4 separate regions of the Homo sapiens genome follow, and all the other regions are linked to region 4. The links are chromatin contacts, found by Hi-C or POLR2A ChIA-PET in ENCODE. All regions are on one chromosome and are shown on one strand. Each heading gives the region's core, a stretch centred on a gene start or an enhancer-like site at or near the end of the contact. The rest is flanking DNA. Distances are from core to core; before and after follow the strand shown.

The links. A loop is a pair of places that touch in the nucleus more often than their neighbours do. ChIA-PET counts read pairs that join two places held with the same protein, here RNA polymerase II (POLR2A). Pooled maps may share reads with other maps.
Region 1: a pooled map shows a loop between it and region 4 (6-fold over the local background). The contact joins two enhancer-like sites. A Hi-C loop is called at or near these places in 6 of 50 pooled maps. POLR2A ChIA-PET finds 5 or more read pairs at or near these places in 2 of 52 experiments (activated CD4-positive, alpha-beta memory T cell and activated T-cell).
Region 2: a map with no recorded cell type shows a loop between it and region 4 (6-fold over the local background). The contact joins two enhancer-like sites. A Hi-C loop is called at or near these places in 2 of 37 single-sample maps with no recorded cell type and 2 of 50 pooled maps. POLR2A ChIA-PET finds 5 or more read pairs at or near these places in 2 of 52 experiments (activated CD4-positive, alpha-beta T cell and activated CD8-positive, alpha-beta memory T cell).
Region 3: a pooled map shows a loop between it and region 4 (4-fold over the local background). The contact joins two enhancer-like sites. A Hi-C loop is called at or near these places in 2 of 50 pooled maps. POLR2A ChIA-PET finds 5 or more read pairs at or near these places in 3 of 52 experiments (HepG2, OCI-LY7 and activated CD4-positive, alpha-beta T cell).

Annotation. Positions count from the first base shown.
Region 1 is chr16:78,893,464-78,896,641 of GRCh38, reverse strand. The region is part of intron 8 of WWOX (WW domain containing oxidoreductase); the gene reads right to left. Among named protein-coding and RNA genes, the nearest start is that of WWOX-AS2, 400 kb to the right of the region's middle. Within about 2 kb of position 1,626, at least 4 of the 41 ENCODE cell types and tissues checked have a DNase peak (open chromatin) inside an H3K27ac peak, as active enhancers do.
Region 2 is chr16:78,986,445-78,989,494 of GRCh38, reverse strand. The region is part of intron 8 of WWOX (WW domain containing oxidoreductase); the gene reads right to left. Among named protein-coding and RNA genes, the nearest start is that of WWOX-AS2, 490 kb to the right of the region's middle. Within about 2 kb of position 1,659, at least 2 of the 41 ENCODE cell types and tissues checked have a DNase peak (open chromatin) inside an H3K27ac peak, as active enhancers do.
Region 3 is chr16:78,503,362-78,506,503 of GRCh38, reverse strand. All of the region lies in intron 8 of WWOX (WW domain containing oxidoreductase), which reads right to left. Among named protein-coding and RNA genes, the nearest start is that of WWOX-AS2, 4.9 kb to the right of the region's middle. Within about 2 kb of position 1,765, at least 17 of the 41 ENCODE cell types and tissues checked have a DNase peak (open chromatin) inside an H3K27ac peak, as active enhancers do.
Region 4 is chr16:78,741,246-78,744,457 of GRCh38, reverse strand. All of the region lies in intron 8 of WWOX (WW domain containing oxidoreductase), which reads right to left. Among named protein-coding and RNA genes, the nearest start is that of WWOX-AS2, 240 kb to the right of the region's middle. RefSeq lists an enhancer at 1,433-1,692. Within about 2 kb of position 1,822, at least 12 of the 41 ENCODE cell types and tissues checked have a DNase peak (open chromatin) inside an H3K27ac peak, as active enhancers do.

The sequences.
Region 1 (3,178 bases), core at 377-2,876, 150 kb before region 4:
GAAAATGTTTACTAATTACTATCTGAGTACATCAAGCTTTGTGGAAAGAGAGTAGGCTTCAGTGTCATATGTCCCAGGTCATTATGATGCGTTTGCTTCTCATTAGCTATGTGACCTTATGCAAGTTAATGATCAGCCTCAGACGGTTTTTGACGGAAGGGGTAGGGGAAGCAACGCTGGCCTCACAAGTTTGCGGTGTGGCTTCAGTGTGCTAACGGATGTAGAATACACGATTCAGGGCCCCAGGTTTTGTTATTACCATCAGTGGTCCCAGCCCGTTTTTGATAACTTTGTAAACACCAAGTGGTTTTGGGAAGCCAGTCATTCTACAATCCTTTTCCCAAATTTTTGTCTCTGAAAATGACTAAGCAAATTTACAAAAACAATTGGAAACAACTTGGTGACTTTTTTTTTTTTTCAAATGGGTAAGTGCATTCCGGATATAATTATGTTTAAAACATGATTCAGCACACTTTATTTCTTCTGAAGTATTTCTATTTCCTTCTTTTATAAAACCTACTATTTCTATCTTATTTTTAAAGATCAATTGCCTGCATGTTTTCAGAGCCCTTTCAGAAATATCTTTGGTTATTACTCATCTGTGAAAAGGAAATTTAAACAAAGTTTGAGAACTGTTCATTTCTCAAAAAAGACAGTGGAATTGAGTATCTGTTTCCTGGGATGTTAAGTCAGCGTCAAGACCAAATTCATGAGATTGTTTTCCAAAGAGAAGACAGGAGTAATACGAAAGAATGACTGAGGTTTCATGAACTGTATCAGCTTCCTGGCATGAGAGCACTCGACTTTATATAGTCGGATACTGTGAGTCAGTTGACATTGTTCTTAAGAAAACTTGTTTTTGTTAGCATCTCAGAATTTGCCAGAGCCATATTACATTTAAGTCTTGCGTTCCTCAATCAATTTGACCAATGAACTTTTTGAAGATCAATGGGCAAGATAATAGTAGTAGAAGGAAAACACCAATGATAGTTATTTCTCATTTGGGGTCAGCATTGCCAAGCTGCTCAGGGTTTCCATGGCATCATTTCCAAACCCTCCTATTAAATTCTAAAGGAGAATAGATCTTTGCCTGTGGACAGTGTAAATTTGACAACAAATACAGGGTTGATAGACTGGTGGAATAGAAAAACACAAGAAGCTACGGGATGGAAGCTAGGCCATCGTCACCACTGCCATGGGGCAGAACAGAAAGAAGCATGATGTTTTGACCCCACAGAGGAGACAACACTCAAATCCTCTTCAGTGAACGGCTGTGTTTCTAGGGTACTGGGAATGAGAAAGGAAGATGTTGTATGCACAGAAACTTAAGTTATTTTCTTAATGCATAATTAAGAAAAGAAAAGAAACCCACAGAAAAGTGAGGCAAACCCACTGATAAACAGGCAGGTTCTATTTCTGTTAACTGGGTAAGCCCAGATTCTTTAAAAGTGATTTTAAAGCCGTTGATGCTATCAACTTTGAAATGTGGTTTGAAAAAGCGGATATTACACTTTAGCATATGCCTAATAACTGCCCTCACCATGGAAACATTGAAGGCAGAAACCATTGTGTTTGTTTTCCTAATCGTACTACCAAGATAAGACATAGAGTTCTCGTAAACCGGTGCCCGGCGGCATGATGGGATCTCCAGCTTCTGTACACCTAGTTGTGGAGGTGGATCCTGGGTGGATCCATTGGAACTATCGTAATAAGAATTAGTCCCGTCATCAGATAATTTCTGATTGAAAATTCCGAGAACTGAGTTATGCACAGTGCTCAGTTAGTCACTGTTTTTCTCATAATAGCCGCATTGTGGAAAACTGAAGCCGGTCTTGGGGTCTCAAGGTCAACTTCATATGATAAACATCTTCAAGGCATGATTTTAGTCCCGTCTTCTTTCCCAATCTTGTTTAATTGCAACGTGGCCTTCCATGCTATTCTCTCTATTGTTTCCACAGCCTCTCTCCACCTTGAGACACACACAAGCAGGCTGGGTAGGTATAAGTACCACCTTGCTCCCTCGACACATTAATCAATTTGTTTCATGGAATAAAAAAGAAGACAACCATCTCCAGTTGAAAATTAGAATCAGGCTGGATTACAGCTGCAGCAATGAACTAGGTAGAGCAGAAAGCCAAACTCAAGCCTGTGTTTCCAACCAGTAGAGAGGCTGACTACAAACAATAATTTAGACAAAAAATAGTCTAGGACTTTATGATCTACATGCTTAAGCATCACTGAACATTACTAACTTTGAAGTTCAATATTATACTTGGAGGTGTATCCTTTGCTGTGCTGGAGAGAAGCAAAGAACCAGGCTTGAGTCTAAAATATTCCCATTAACCCAATAACACAACAATTAGATGTGTGTGTATGTGTTGTATAACTCTTTAAAACTAAACGATCAAGGCTAACTATGGAAATAAAAGTGAACATTAACAATTGCCACAGTACACTTGCCTGTAGCTCCAGCTATTCAGGAGGCTGAGGTGGGAGGATTGCTTGAGCCCAGGAGGTCAAGGCTGCAGTGAGCCATGACTACACTATTGCACTCCTTCCTGGGCAAGAAAGCAAGACCCTGTCTCAAAATATAATAATAATAATAATAATAATAATAATAAAAGCCTCAATAAAAGACATTACTCTATGGTAATCAGGGATACCTGGTACTCAAATACATCACAGACACAATATCTGCTCAGCTGGTAACAAATCTGTCAAGGAAAATATTGCATATCAACTCAAAAGATGCATCTAGAAAATCTTGTGTTCTAGCTTGCTAGAAAACAAAAGATACTGTGTGAGTGTGATTTCCTCTTACCTCTGTGAAGCAAAAGTGTGATCGATGAAGGTGAGAGGGGCAGGGAAAGACAGAGAAAGGCACGTAATGTATGACAGACATTTTCTGGAACAAGGGGAAGCTAATGAGTTCACAGAAGTGCTAGAAGGGCCCCTGGAAAATACCAGGGAACCTCAGACAAAAGAGTCTCCCAGGCAAGGAAGAAAACAACAATACATGAAATATTGGCTGCAACATTTAAGCAAAAATTAAAATGGCAGCCATGTGGGCAGAAGTGGAAGGAGCTGAGTCTGAGAGAGGAGTGGGTGGAGGAGGAAGTGTCTTAGGCAGTGACCTCACCCTTCTCTATTTCAGGCACTTGTTCTAGCCTGGAGATGG
Region 2 (3,050 bases), core at 410-2,909, 250 kb before region 4:
CCATGGGCGCTATGGACAGGGATCCCCAGCCTGCAAGCCAGCATGGGCAGGATGCCTGGATGCAATATTTGTGGTGCTGTTAAGATTCTGCAGGGTGGTTTGACTGCATCAGGGCCATTCTATCTTGGGGATCCAAGGAAGCAAAGATGAGTTCATCAGACATATATATAAGCTAATGTATTTAGCTCTTGATATTGAACTAATCAAACTAAAAAGAAGGCCTTCTAATTGAATTAGAATTCTTAGAACCACCCGAAGAGGAAAGATGGTTAGTGGATGGGGGCATCCAAGATGGAACACTATTCCCAATTACTCACTAACCCTGGGGAGATACAATAAGGGTTCAGCATCTTCAGAACTCTAAATATGCTGATAATTTTAGTAATTAAGGACTCCAAAAAGGGATCATTGTTAGTCCCAAAGCTCTACAAGTTAAATGGCTTACTCTGAATCATCGAACTCAGGATGATTACTTCCTCCTTGTTTTAACAGAGAACTCAGGTTGTACAGGAACTCAGGAATTCTCCTGCCTAGTTCCTGAAGCAAAATGAAACCTTCCAACAAAGCTGAAAAGAAGCACGTGTATCTGCTTTGCCTGACTGCCCACCAGAGCTCGTTTCTCCACTGATCGATTGGGGCTCGCAGCAACATGCTGGCCCCAGGGATGCACACAAGCCACGGCTGAGAAAGGACAGGCTGGGAGTGGGGCACAGACTACAGCCACCGGTCTTTCTCTCTGGGAAGAAACTAACTTGACAGCTATGCAGGAATCTCCCATTTCCCTACCCAAATGCACTTTCCATCCTTCTGTACTGGTCTTCGTGCCTGAAAAAGTTGACCAATATGAACACATCAGTAACTTCCTTTTGCCATCTGGTTTCTAGCAGGGCTTGAACAATGGCAAAGAGTTGAAGGGGCGGGGATGTTTATTCCGCTGGGACCTCTCCTGGGGAGAGGGAGTATTACCAGTGGTAGGCTGAATTCCTCAACCAAAGGTTACAGCTCCTTCCAAGGAGTCTTCTCCATCCTGGCACCTTCAACTGTCTCCAGTATCTGCTCCCTCTCCTTGGCCAAGGATGGTGACAGCCACCCCTATTACTACCTCTGAGAAATTAATTTTCTTTCTTTTTTTTTTTTTTTTATTTTTTTTGAGACAGAGTTTTGCTCTTGTTGCCTGGGCTGGAGTGCAATAGCGTGATCTTGGCTCACTGCAACCTCTGCCTCCCGGGTTCAAGTGATTCTCCAGCCTCAGCCTCCCGAGGAGCTGAGATTACAGATGCCTGTCACCATGCCCAGCTAAGTTTTTGTATTTTTAGTAGAGACGGGGTTTCACCATGTTGGCCAGACTGGTCTCAAACTCCTGACCTCAGGTGATCCACCAGCCTCGGCCTCCCAAACTGCTGGTATTACAGGCGTGACCCACAGCACCAGACCAGAAATTCGCTCTCTTTTATGTTTCCCTACACCTTGACCACCCCCCCTTTATAAAATAGCCCCTTTGTTATTAAAATTTCTTGAAATTACTCAATTTGGGTTTGTTACCTCTTTCCCACTGGGACTACCATGGATACAGAAGGGACATGACGAGACCTGTGGTTTCACCGGAATCATGTTGTAAGCAGCAAAGCCCACAGGGCTGATTCACTGTTTAAACAGCAAGGTGGGAAAGTCCTGCTGGAAATTTTTGGAGAGCACATTTTTTAAAAGTTGACAAGTTCATCAGCCCAAGAAGAAAAGGACACAGAGAGTTTGGGCCGACATATCGCAACTCTCATTAGCGCGAAATGAATTCACGTTACTCTGCCTCTGAACATGGAGGGCCCTGTACAGAAACAAAGACATATGCACCATCATGCAAAAAAGCCACTTGAAACATGAGGGAGCATAGAGGAAAGTCCTTGAAGAGGTCTTTTCCAATTTTTCTCAACCCACATATTTTATAGGAAAGCTTTAAACTCTCACTAAAACAATGGATTAAAAAATGAGAAACCCTCCTTCCAGTTTCACAATCCATTTGTCTCATCCTCTCGAGAGTTGCTAGAAAAAAGAAAAAAGGACAAAATACGTGGCAGGAGCTCCAGCATGAACAAACTTGAAAAATCCTGCCTTTGCTAGGAAAATATTCTTAAATTTTCAAACACATTCCAACCTACCCGATACAAGGTACAAAAAGATCATTGTCAAAACAAAGCAAAACCACTCACATGCCAAAGATCATGGAACCTAAAGCAATCAATAAAGCCAGGACTGAGTTAATAAGCACAGCCTACTTATAAACTGACTCGTCTTTTGGTTTGTGATGCAGGGAGACATTAAATTTCAAAGACCTCCCGTGTGCTTCTGAAAATTACAAATGAGAAATATTGGAGTCCTATACTGCTATCAAAGTGGCAAGTTAGTTCTCCTTAAAAGCTGTACTTAAATAACCATGGCGCTGTGTCCTTTAAGAAAGCCCTAGGATCATTTCCCCAGCCAGCCTCCTCTGATCCCTCTCTGCTCCGTGTGGGTAAGTGCACTGTACCTCCTGACCATGCTCTTGGTGGGACTTTTTGTAGCATGACCTTGAAATACTTTGTTTTACTGAGTCCTTGCAGTCAAAAGGAGTCTCTTGCGCATCCTGAAACTCCCAAGTCAAGCATAATGTGTATTATCAAAAAGATGCCCAAAAATCTCTGTGGAATTAATCTTTGAAAGCTAACAACATCAAAATAATAGTACTTTAAAATCTCTTCTGAAGCTATCAAGAAATGGCAAAGATGTTTCAACATGTGCATCAACCCTGGTCAATTGGTAACAGCCTCCCAGAACACTCTATTAAAGAGAATTCAAGAGTCAGATCCATTCTTGGGAGAAAAACAGAGTACTGATGAATGAGTGATGTCCGCCAGTGACCTGGAATTAAGGAATGATGTCAAGTAGCCTATCGGTTTGTCATTCTTGTTCTTATTTATCCTCACTCTCTGCACAGGTTACTTACATGAAATCCTAAAAAGAAAATCCACTAAAATCCAAAGAGTGGTACAATCAGCACAGCCCCAACCTACTTAGAA
Region 3 (3,142 bases), core at 516-3,015, 240 kb after region 4:
GGCCATAAACATGTGAGTGGGCGGAGGCAGTCTTGGAGACTCTGAATATACCTTCCGGGGGTGGAGGGAGTCAAAGGAATGCTCAGGCTCTCTTTCGTTTTTCTTCTCTGTCTTGGGTAAAAATGACGTGTTATAAGCACTCGAGCTCTGCTCTTCATTTTTATAGAGTGGCTAAGTCACTGACCAGATTCGTTTCCGAAGCAAAAGCGATATAGAGTGTCAGCACGCGCCAAAAACACGCTTGGACTCTTGGCCAGGAGAACACAGCCTGTGTGTCCACAGGGAGAACGAAGAGGCCAAGTTATGTTTGGAGGGCTGCCTCCGATTTCTGGTGCAGTCTTTTCACGTCCACAGAAGTCACTACCCAAAAAACTCGAAGCCTGTCCTCCCCTTCTCCAGGCAGCCCCTGCTGGCCAAGCGAGGAGCTCTTGGACGCAGACCAATCCGATACTCAGCAGAAGATCCAGGGGTGCAAGGGTCGGGAAGGGGCTGACGGGGAATGGTGTGTCTTCTTGCCGGATCATTTCTCTCCTCTGGCGTTCAGCCAAGGAAATGCGGTTTGCAGAGCCAACCGGGTCCTTCTCTCTCCAAATCACATTGCTCATGATTAGGGAGAGAAAGGCCGAATCTTCCTCCATGGCCCTGGAGTCCTCTCCACCCACTCTCTCTACAGAATCAGATCATCTGGGTAATTTTTAAAGTGTAGTATGTGGGCCAGCTGGAACTAGTTGCCTCTTCCTGGCCAAATGCTTGGGGTTTCTTCCAGCCTTAAGCCTGCATGCTCCCTGTGCTAGGGAGAGCAGAGAGGCATGGCCAGGACTGGGAATGAGGGTGTTGCTAGCCAGACTTCCCAGCAACTTCCTGAGTTTGGAGCAAGCCAGAAGCGTGATTTTTTGGTGAGGCTGGCTGGCCCCAAGAGGTAGGGCACTGGGCGCTGTAGCCCAGCACTTCTCTAGAGCCCAGCAGAGTCTAGGTATCCAGTGCTTGAACAGTCTCCCTGGGCTGCCCAGGCCAAATCTAGGTACGAAGCGTTAAAAAAGTAAGATGATTTTCAGGGAGAAACAGATTGGCTTTCTCCAGTCTCTTCCATCTCAGAGTGTCCTGAGCCCCACTCAGAGGGCCTGGTGGACCCGAACTTTATTCTAGAAACTAGGCTAGTTAAAGAAGGCATTGTCAAGCCAGAAGCTGCCTCGGAGTCTTGGCAAGTGTATTAACTCAGTATGAAATAATATAAACAGAAAAGAACAATATTCTGTTTTCTCACTCCAGGCATTCTAGAGGCTGACGATTAGAATTCATTTGGGATGGGCCACAGCTTTCAAAAGTAAGTTCTGTGTATTTAAAAGATCTTTAGATTTGAAGTTCTGAAGAGTGGGGGCTGCCTGGTGTGAACGCTCTAAACCCTATTGTGCTTCGGCGGCTCAGAAAAATTCAGGAACAATAATATCCCTTAGAGGAGGAGAAGGAACTGTGTGAAATACACCATTTATCTCCTTTCGTGCACAAAGGCATATACATAAGCATATACAAAAACACATCAATTTATACATTCTTTTCCGGGGAGTCCTGCAACGTTTCCCAGTCATTATTTATATTAATTAATGTGGGTTTGGTTTCGAAACTGCTCAGATTAAGAACTCGAGATATTCTAGAAAGTAAATAATCCAGCTGTTGCCTACCACAGAGAGCCCTGAGCACGGATGCATAAGCTCTGGATTTGGCATGTAAACGGGGAGGCTTCATGCGTCCGTGGCGTGGTTCCAAGCCCCATGACCAGCCTCACTTTTGCAATTGAGAAACTGGAATTAATTCTCCCATCCTCCCCGATGCACAGAGATGTGTTCAGGATAAACCGAGTCATATTTCATAAGTTCTGGGTGCTAAAGGGGAAAGAAAGATAGTATTACGAAGACACTGGCATCACGACGCCCACTTCTGGAATGAGCCAGTCTGTTGAGCATTTACATAACAAAATAGCAATGTACTTTCCATGCCATAGCAACCCTGGAAGAAAACTGCGAGGTGGAAACCCTGGACAATTTGTATGAGGATTCTTGAAAATCTGAGATAGACAAACGCATTCTGAGAGATCAAGCTTGCTTATAAATGTTGGTTCATAACAATGTAATCTACATATGTGAATCTCAGAAAGTACCTTTCTCCTGGGAATTTCTTTCAGAAAAACAATCTTCTTTAGTTTACTGTTTTTAAACCTTTTCCCCCTTCAGGGATACTTTACCCTCTAGACTTGCCAAAGAGCCATTTCCTAATATATCCTAGAGAATACATGATTTCATTTTTCCACAGATGCATTTCTATACACCTGGTATTTCAGTTATTTATTAACCATGCCTAGTTTTGTAGTTTCTAGCTTTGTATCTTTGAAGTCATTAAAACTTAATAGGAGAATTAATCATAAAAGAAATCTATCAAACACAGTTGCCAAGCACTTTTTTCCCCCTGACTGACATCTTTAAGATGTATTTGAATGTTATTTATTTCATCACACCCAGGGAATAAAAAAAACATAACTTGCAGCTTCCAAGTTCAGAGAAAGCATAAAAATGTGATTTACTATTTATTGTACACTTAGTCGCATGCATATTATATATTGCATGTTAATCTTCAACTGGCTAAGTTTAGCAAATTTGACAACACTACTGTTTGCTAGAGAGGAAAAAGAGTCGACATCTGTTCTCTTCCAGATATGAATCCTTCTTGGAAGGAATCAGAAATACTCGCAGGCCTTCTAGTTTCTGGGTAAACTGATAGAACACAGGCTCTTTAACTGGACAGTCAAACCACAATGCCCCCTGGTGGTGAAATCATGCATATACACATGTAAGTGTTTGCACCTTGTGAATATTTTTAAGAAGAAATCTTATTTCTAATGGTGTGGAAATGTTCTTTCAGTTTTAAAAATGCAAAGACAAAGATCATGGCACATCAATTATGCTTTTAGAGAGAAAATAAAGAATCGCTTTGCTGTGAGTAAAATTAAAGATGCATTTAGTTTATCAAAATCACCTTGATCAAAAAAAAATTTTTTTTTTTTACAATAAGGAATTATATTTAAATTCCACACTGAAGATCTGGAGTATGGGGGGGATATAGGAATTTCAGCATATGTATTATCTGAACT
Region 4 (3,212 bases), core at 573-3,072:
TCCGTTTCAAAAAAAAAAAAAAAAAAAAAAAAAAAGCAGTGTGGACCATGGGCCCTTCCTAATCTGGCCCCTTCAAGCGTCTTCTGCATATAATGATCATGCAGTCACTATAAAAAAGCAAACAAATAAAAATGAAACGTCACATGTACCTTCTGAGACACACCTTGCAGTTATAGCCTATGTGTTTCTAAAGTCCTGTGCCTTCAGCTTACTATATCCTTCCTTAAGCCCTGTCTTTTCACAAACTCTTACCCAGCTCTCAAAACTTAGTTCAAATACCACCTTTACGGACCTTCTGATCTGTATCAAATGCCTGTTTACTGTGTTCTCAGAGCACACGCTGCTGTGGTGTACCCCAATACTCTTCATACCACATCCAGACATTCATTATGTTACTGGAGGAGGGCGTCCAGGTTCTTGGCGTTTTGAATAAAGAATTGGACAAAACGCATAAACAAAGCAAGGAAAGAATGAAACAACAAAAGTAGAGATTTACTGAAAAGGAAAGTACACTCCAAACGGTGGGAGCAGCCCAAGCATAGAGGCTCAAGAGCCTGGTTAAAGAATTTTCTGGGGTTTAAATACCCTATAGAGGTCTCCCATTGGCCACTTGGTGTACACCTCATGGAAATGAAGTAATGGCCCACAATCAGTCAGATTGGTTGTGGAAAGAAGTTACACTCCTATGCAAATGTCTGATAGGTTGTGAAAAGCAACCAATCAGAGGGTGAAGCGAAGTTACAAAGTTACAGCTCCTATGCAAACGGCTGAATGGTCGTGGAAAGCAACCAATCAGGGGTACTTTCAATTTTCCATCTGCAACTCAGAAAAGTGGGGAGGGGTTGCAGAGGGAGTAGCCTCTGGTCCTTTTATAACTTAGTTGTGGAAAGTTGGTGTTTTCCTTTTGATTTAATTATACAAAGTCAACGTGAATCAGCCTTAGATTCCCTGCCTCCAGATCCTGTTCTCCTGCCTCACTTACTTTTCTAATTTCTTCTCTAAATGATGCTTCTTGAGGGTAGACACCGAATCCTCATCATCTCAGGACACAGTACAAAATACAGCATGAAGCAGATCCCTGGGAAGATTCTGTTTGAGAATCAATGAGTTAAGAAACAAATGACAGCAAACACAGTCTTCTTTCTAGATTGGCAAATGAGGGAATACTGGTCTCTGAGGGATACACAGGGCCAATCTCCTCACTGTCACCTTGCACTCAGAGAGATAAGATGGCTTTTGCTCTCCAGTGCAGAAAGAGTGGCCTCCTCTGCCAGCATGAACCTTGCCTGGGAACTGATATCAATAACGGCTGCAGCACACAGAGAAAGACACTCAAGTGTCTCCTCCAAGGAGAGAGACGGATGTTTCCTTCGGGGGCTGATCGGGTTCACTTCCTGTTCATGAGCACGGCAGACACCTAACCTCCCGGCTGCAGTAAGGGTTGGGACTGTATGTGGGGAGTTGGGGTACTGTGCTTGGGAGACATTAACGAGGCCCCTCTTACTCTTCCACAAGCCAGGGCCTTCTCCTTCCTCTTTTTGGGAGGCCCAGGAAGTGGCCCTTTCCTTGACCAGACCCTACACTGGGAAGCCCCCGGCTCTGACCATGAGACTCGCAATGGCTGTTCACTGGACAATTTCAAGTGAATTCCCGCAAAGTTTCCCAAGAACATCAGATACAAAAGAGTTGATGGATGGAAACTCACACGATAAACCAAAGTGAAAACAAAACTGTGTCGCCCAACCCCATGTGAACTGAAACCGCAGGGCAGAACGCTCTGACTCCGCAGACATAAACAGTTTTAGCCCCGAGTGAGTCACCAGCGCAGCCAGGGCAAAGCTGGAGAGAGATTTCTCGTGATGCGCTGGGGATCGCTGTGCGTTCCTTTCCCTAGAAACTGATTTGTCATTTGAGTCAGAGGAAAGAACATTTCTAGGGCACCTAGTACATACCAGAGGCTCTGGTCCACGCTGTAGATAAATACTTCCAACCTGTTTTCACAGTAACCTGCATAGGTGCTGACTATTATCTCCATTTGCACATGAAGACACAGAAGCCAGGGCGCTGAAACACTTAACCTGAGCCAGAGCTAGAAGTGGGGCTCTGTCCTGCTGCTGCCCTTCACCAGAGGACACCCTGAAGCCCTGATGGGTCACATGAGTCTGCGTTTTCCCTGTCCTGAGTGGTCTCCAAACTGCCTTGATCATGGACTATTATCAGTAAAAATAAGTTTTGAGCACACTCACCCCTAGTATTTGTACACTGATTTATCGACAAACGATGTACAATCTACATGTAATATTACAAAACATTGCAAGGAAAAGACATTTAAATGGGTTGAGATAAAAGATAAAGGTAAATAGGGGCTACTATGTTTTCTATCCATATCCTAGTGCTGAGGTCACAGGGTTGCCAGGTTGAAACTATACATAGACATCGTAGGGGGTGGGAAGAGAGGATAGGAGGCAGGTAAGGAGGGAGAGAGACAGAGATAATGTCCAGTTAAATGTGGAACATCCTTTTGCTAAAAAATTATCCATTGTTTATCTAAAATTAAAATTTACTTTAACATCTTACTTTATGTTGTATGTATGTATTTATTTGAGACAGCGTCTCACTCTGCCGCCCAGGCTGGAGTGTAGTGGCACAGTCTCAACTCACTGCAACCTCCGTCTCCTGGATTCAAGCAATTCTCCTGCCTCAGCCTCCTGAGTAGCTGAGACTACAGAGCACCCGCCCCATGCCCCACTGATTTCTGTATTTTTAGTATAGACAGGGTTTTGCCATGTTGGCCAGCCTGGTCTTGAACTCCTGACCTCAAGTGATCCACCCACCTCAGCCTCCCAAAGTGCTGGGATTACAGGCATGAGCCACTGTGCCCAGCCAGATATTTTGTTTTTGAGACACAGTCTCACTCTGTCGCCCAGGCTGGGGTGCAGTGGTGATCTTGGGTCACTTCAACCTCTGCCTCCCAGGTTCAAGTGATTCTCCTGCCTCAGCCTCCCGAGTAACTGTAATTACAGACATGCGCCACCACGCCAGCTATTTTTTGTATTATTAGTAGAGATGGGATCTCACCAGGTTGGCCCGGCTGATCTCGATCTCCTGACCTCAAGTAATCTGCCCACCTTGGCCTCCCAAAATGCTGGGATTACAGGCGTGAGCCACCGCGCCTGACCAGCATCCTGCAATTTTATTTGCTAAACATGGCA